2 separate regions of the Homo sapiens genome follow, and region 1 is linked to region 2. The links are chromatin contacts, found by Hi-C or POLR2A ChIA-PET in ENCODE. All regions are on one chromosome and are shown on one strand. Each heading gives the region's core, a stretch centred on a gene start or an enhancer-like site at or near the end of the contact. The rest is flanking DNA. Distances are from core to core; before and after follow the strand shown. Region 1 overlaps PRKAR1B (protein kinase cAMP-dependent type I regulatory subunit beta). Region 2 has its middle 18 kb from the start of PDGFA-DT.

What was found. Hi-C counts contacts between places; a loop is a spot of excess contacts on that map. ChIA-PET counts read pairs that join two places held with the same protein, here RNA polymerase II (POLR2A). Pooled maps may share reads with other maps.
Region 1: a map of IMR-90 shows a loop between it and region 2 (3-fold over the local background). The contact joins two enhancer-like sites. A Hi-C loop is called at or near these places in 10 of 168 maps with a recorded cell type or tissue (IMR-90, Right ventricle myocardium inferior, cardiac septum and 5 more) and 9 of 50 pooled maps. POLR2A ChIA-PET finds 5 or more read pairs at or near these places in 2 of 52 experiments (Caco-2 and T-cell).

What each region holds. Positions count from the first base shown.
Region 1 is chr7:664,051-666,830 of GRCh38, forward strand. The region is part of intron 4 of PRKAR1B (protein kinase cAMP-dependent type I regulatory subunit beta); the gene reads right to left. Among named protein-coding and RNA genes, the nearest start is that of DNAAF5, 61 kb to the right of the region's middle. Within about 2 kb of position 1,444, at least 12 of the 41 ENCODE cell types and tissues checked have a DNase peak (open chromatin) inside an H3K27ac peak, as active enhancers do.
Region 2 is chr7:537,110-539,809 of GRCh38, forward strand. No RefSeq gene overlaps it. Among named protein-coding and RNA genes, the nearest start is that of PDGFA-DT, 18 kb to the left of the region's middle. RefSeq lists enhancers at 1,553-2,496, 2,497-2,700. Within about 2 kb of position 1,287, at least 18 of the 41 ENCODE cell types and tissues checked have a DNase peak (open chromatin) inside an H3K27ac peak, as active enhancers do.

The DNA.
Region 1 (2,780 bases), core at 194-2,693, 130 kb after region 2:
GAGCCCCATAGGGCCAGGACCAGCTCGACGGTTACATTCCCCTCCATGGAGGGCCCTCCCCACGCAACCTTCCCTTCGCCTGGCCTCTCTCCACAGACCCCCATCCCCAGCCAGCTGGTGAATTCCTCACACCCGCTGGCAGGCGACGGGGCTATTTTTAGTGACCAGGGCTCAAGAATGGAGCCATGCCAGGACCCATGGCGTCCGTCGGAATGTGAAAGCTGGTGCATCCCTCCTTCTGGTCGCTATGTGGTCCCCGACACAGCACAGTGGCCAGTGCTGCACCAGGGCTTAGCCTCAGGCCTGCATGAACACAGCCTCTGCCCTGGCACCCTCCATCTGAAGGACAGCCCCATTCCCTGCCCGGGGCAGTGGGCCTTCCTGCACCTTCTCTGGGCCTCGGGTCCCCATCCACATACTGGGTGCTGGAGGCAGAGGCCACGTGCAGCATCTCAGCCCCCAGGTCTGCAGGGGCTTGTCAGTGACAACAAAACGTGAACTGGCTAGGGGTCAGAAGATGTGGTACCGGAGACCACACACCACCAAATTCCACAAGTTTCAAAATGTTACAGCAGCTGCTGGGTGTGGTGGCTCATGCCTGCAATCCCAACACTATGGGAGGCTGAGGCCAGAGGATCGCTTGAGCCCAGGAGGCTCAAGTCCAGCCTGGGCAACACAGCGAGACTCTGTCTCTACAAAAACTAAAAAAAAAAAATAGCTGGGTGTGGTGGTGCACGCCTGTGGCCCCAGCTAGTCGGGAGGCTGAGGCAGGAGGATCACTTGAGCCCAGGAAGTCGAGGCTGCAGTGAGCCAAGATCGTGCCACTACACTCCAGCCTGAGCAACGGAGCAAGACTGTGTCTCAAAAAAACAAAAACAAAAATCTCAGGGCACCAAACAGCCAGGACCACAGGCAAGATCCACGCAGGCCACGATCACCTGGGGGAAGTGGTAAGAAAGACCTGAGGTTCTTCTCTCCACTCACAAATCAGACAAAGCAAGAGGGCTTGTTGTCACTGTGGTATTAGATAGCGCCAGCCCTGGAGACCCTTTGAAACAGGCTCCACGGAGAGCTGCAACTGCCCCGCAGCTCCAGGCGCAGGCCACGAGACTTGTTATTAGCTGGAAAACGCTAGGCGTGTGGAAAATGACTGTTCTCTTAAAAAGGTTGTTGTCTTTTCCCGGCAGGTTAATGAGCTGTGTGTGCATTCACGGTGGGCAAGTCAGCCCCAAGCAGCCACATCCCAGCCAGGTCAAAGTCCCAGCTTCTACTCCAAGCTGGGTGGCCCGACGCAGCCTGCTTAACCTCTCTCTGCCTCCCCTGCCAAACGGCAGCCTCGGGGGCCACGGGGGAGCTCTAGAAAGACAACATGCCCGAGGCCCATGGCCCAGGGACTGGCCATTGCATACATCATCTGATGCAAGCTTCAAACCCCAGGCTTCAGCCTCCGTTGAATTCAGCTTCTAAAGCCTCCCGGGCTCACGTGGCCCCTGATTTGCTAACCTCAAGGTCTCCTCTGCTGAGATCCAGCTGGGCTTTCTGCAAATGGAAATCAAATTCTTTGCATGTTCAAGCCATTAAGCATCTCCTCGGATGAGGCCCTGCATTTTCCAAAATGCTAATTTTGTTTTTTTAATGTTGCCCGAAAGGGAAGCAGAAAGTCCCAAAGCCCAAGCCAGAATGGGGAGAGGGGGCCGTGAAGGCTCAGAGAAGCCAGGAGACAGCTCCCTTCAGCTGCCCGTGAATTCGGCAGAAGGGCTTGTTTTTCCCATCACCTGAGGATCCGAGCCAGTTTGTGGAAAAACAGACTGCAGAGATACGCGGGTGGGAGGAAGAGAAACAGCGACAGATAACAGACAGCTGCGCAGGCCAGCGGTGCTGCTCAAGCCAGAGGCCTGTTTTAATTAAAGCAGCAGAGAGCTGGAGCCACTGCCAGGAAGGCCGCCTCAAGGGTGAGGTGCCCTCGCCTGTGCCCGTCTGGCAGCTCCAGTAATGAGGTCCCCGCCGGAGGCCCAACGCACAACACAAACACGCACGGTGCCACCCAATTATCACGTTTCTCGGCTCCCAGGAGCTCAGCGATGCTCCCCCTACAGGCGCCCTAATCAGGGAAAGCCGGGAAGGGACCGGGATAGAACCCAAGGGCCTCCACCTCACTCCCCAAGGCCTGGGACACACGCTCCAGGGACAGCCTTCATGGTCCTGGCACATCAGAGAGCTCCGGAACATGCGGGGCTGCTTCCCTGGGACACACGCTCCAGGGACAGCCTTCATGGTCCTGGCACATCAGAGAGCTCCGGAGCACGCGGGGCTGCTTCCTGAGGCTGCTGAGGTCCCTGGCCGAGGCGTAACTGCCCCGGGCACCCCAGGTAGGATGCGGAATCTGCTTCGCTCCAATAGCTGACACAAGGTGAGAAGGCTGCACCTACCACCACCCTGGGGCCTGCCCTGGGAGCTACTCAACTCTGCAGAGGGGCTGTGCAGGTGCCGTCCCAGGGGATAAGGACACCCCACTCCAGCCCCAGCTGGACAATTGCTGTGTGGGTCAGTGCAACAGGCCAAGGCCCCCTCTCACTGGGTCTCAGAGCTCTGTTCAGTACAGTGAGGTGGGGACAAGGTGGCCTCCTAGGGATCTTCCTGCTGACTGTGGGTGCTGGGAGGCCCGGAGCGGCCTATTCACCAACTCAGGCCCAGGGTGGAGCAGAGAATGACTCAAGGCTACCCCAGCCTCTTTCTCAGACCAAGTACTGAGTGGGGCCTGACTGCGGGGTCTGTCTGGA
Region 2 (2,700 bases), core at 37-2,536:
CGGTTTCTCACCCTGCAGCTGCTTGAGTGTCCTCACAACATGGCGGCTGGCATCCCGGGGAGCAAGAGGCCCAAACAGCAAGGCCAAAGCCACCGTGTCTTCTCTGACCACTCCTGGGAAGCCCCACCCCAGCACAGGCCCTGTCAATGCAGGAAGGGCTATGGGAGGGCACAGACATGGGGAGGTAGGACCTCGGGCCCACCTGGAGGCTGGCAGCCACCCTTGACTTAATGCTGCAGTGAGGATGAAATGAGCCAATGCCAGTGCCTGGCACATGGGGGAGTTTTCTCACCACTGGGCACCCCCAGCTTCTCCTCGGGAGACTTGCAGGGGCCTAAACTCATCCATATTCACTTCCAAGAAGTGGGCTCCGTGAAGCCTTGCCGAGCCGGGGAAGCAGCGACGGAGGGTGCCTAGGTGTGATGGAGGGTGCCTAGGTGTGATGGAGGGGGCCTGGGTGTGGTGGAGGGGGACCTTGTTCAGGGGCCAGGGGGCACTCACCTTCATGGTGCTGGAAGCCCCCAGGGACAGTGAGCCTGGCTTTCACCCTCCTGAAGAGTCCCCCCCCCAAAAAAGACATTGGCCAACCCAGCTCCCAGGCTTTCACTCTCCTGGTCCCCGCCAAAAAAAGACATCGGCCCACCCGGCTCCCAGGTGGGAGAGGGACCTGATCCACCTCCGGGGCCAGCCTGCCAGGGACCTGGCCTTACCACGACTGCCCTCAGCGTCCTCAGCTGTGAAGTGGGGCTGATTTGCCTACACTCCAGGGAAATCAGGAATAGAGAGAGTGAGTTAATCCATGGAGAGGGCTGGGAACAGCGCTGGGCACAGGAAGCACCAGGAAATCGACTCCCCCACCAGGCTGTGGCCCTCACTCACACGCCCCCCTCCCTCCACGCCTGGCCGCCGGCCTTGGGTGCAGGGAACACACCCACCCCAGCTCCGTGGTTGTGGGCGGCCCGGCCAGGCCCTGCTTAGGTTCTGGGGTGCACTGCAGGGGTGCACAGCAGGAGTGCGCTGCGGTGGATCAGGGCCGTGGAGGGCCCAGCCTGGGGCTGACCTGACCAGAGCCCAGGGGAGCCGGGGTCCCTGGAGGAGGGCGCCCCTGGTCCAGGGGCTGCAGAGGAATCTGAGGCGGCTTCCAGGAGGAGGTGGCATTTGAATCCAGCCTTGAAAGACAGCAGCAGCTGTCCCAGGCCTGGAATTTCCTCTTCCCATGCAGCCAGGCCCCACCCCTCTTATCTGCCTCCTCGGGGAGCTGGATCCCAGGGACCTTCCCGAGAAGGGCAGCCCAGCCTGGCCCCACCCCACCCCAAGGCCGCAGGCTGTGTCACCCGCCTGGAATGCACTTTCCAGTCCTCCCCTCCCTCCCCCATGCCAGCCCTTCACTTCCTGACCCAGCCGGCCAGGCCAGCCCCCAGGCCTCAGAAAATCTGGGGGCCCCCCCGGGCCTGTCACCCCAGAAAGGTGGGGGGAAGGGGGCACCCCCTAGACAGGAGGAAGGAGCTCCTGAGAGTCTCACCTTACAACCTCCCCATGGGGACAGCAAGCCCTCAGTGTCCCCTCCTAGGCCCCCAAGGAAGCCAGACTTGCTGAGAGGAACACAACTCACACATCCCCCCAGGGCCCCCACTTCCTCACCAACCCAATGGGGGCTCTAGGGGCGTCAGCATCCTGCGGTTTCTTAAAGACGCTGGCGACCCTCCTTCACTCCGGTGGCTCCTCCAAGCCTCTCTACAGCCCAACTGGACAGATGGGCATGGCCCCAAGGTGTTTCGAGCCAGCCAGAGTCCAGAGCTGGGGTCCCCTCTCGGGCACAGTTGCCCGCCCTACCCTTTCCTTCCCCATCCCTCAGACTGGTAGGGTCCCAGGAGCCGGCCTGGAGGTCAGACCAGGAATGCCCAGAAGCCAGTGGAGTCAGCAGGGCTCTGAGCATTCCCCACACGGGACCCTGCCTGCCACATAGGACCCCGCCTGCCACACAGTCACCTCCCCAGGCCCTGAGCTCAGAGCAGTTGCCCTCTGTCGCCTGCACAGGGGGTCCTGTCTGCCTCCCCTGGACTTGGAAGGACCCTTCCAGCTGGCGGGGGGCTCCCGTTTGGGGACAAGTGCCTCAGCTACGCCGGTGGAGCCTTGGTGAGGAACCCCTGTGCCCCCACTCACTGCGGGCAGAGGCACCACCTCTGGGGGCCGGTGTGAAGCCAGACTCCTAGCCAGCCCTGCAGCCTGTCCCAGGGGCCAGTAGAACCGGGAGGGGGCCGGGTGTGTAACTGCCTCCTGAGGCCGGCGAGTAGATTCCTGAGGCTCAGGGCGGTGCCCTCCTCTACCTGCCCACACACTCCAAGGGAGCTTCAGTCCCCACCTGCCAGCTGGAACAGGGGCTCCCTGAGGGCCCGAGTCCCCAACGCTAACACAGGAGGCACCAGGGAGCGTCTGCGGAATTAAACCAACACTCTGTGTGCACGTCACACGTTTAGCGGACACAGGCCCAGGCTCCCTACACTGGGGTCCCCGCCCCTGCTCTCCGGCGTTCCGAGCCTAGACGTGGAGGTGAACAGACACGTGGCCTCCTGCGCCGGGGGTGGGGTGGGGTGGGGTGGGGTGGGGTGGGGTGGGGTGGGGTGGGTGGTGAGGGGGTGTGCAGGGCTGCCTGGATGCACTCGGCCTAACGGCCCGGGAAGAGCCTGGGGCCTGAGAATT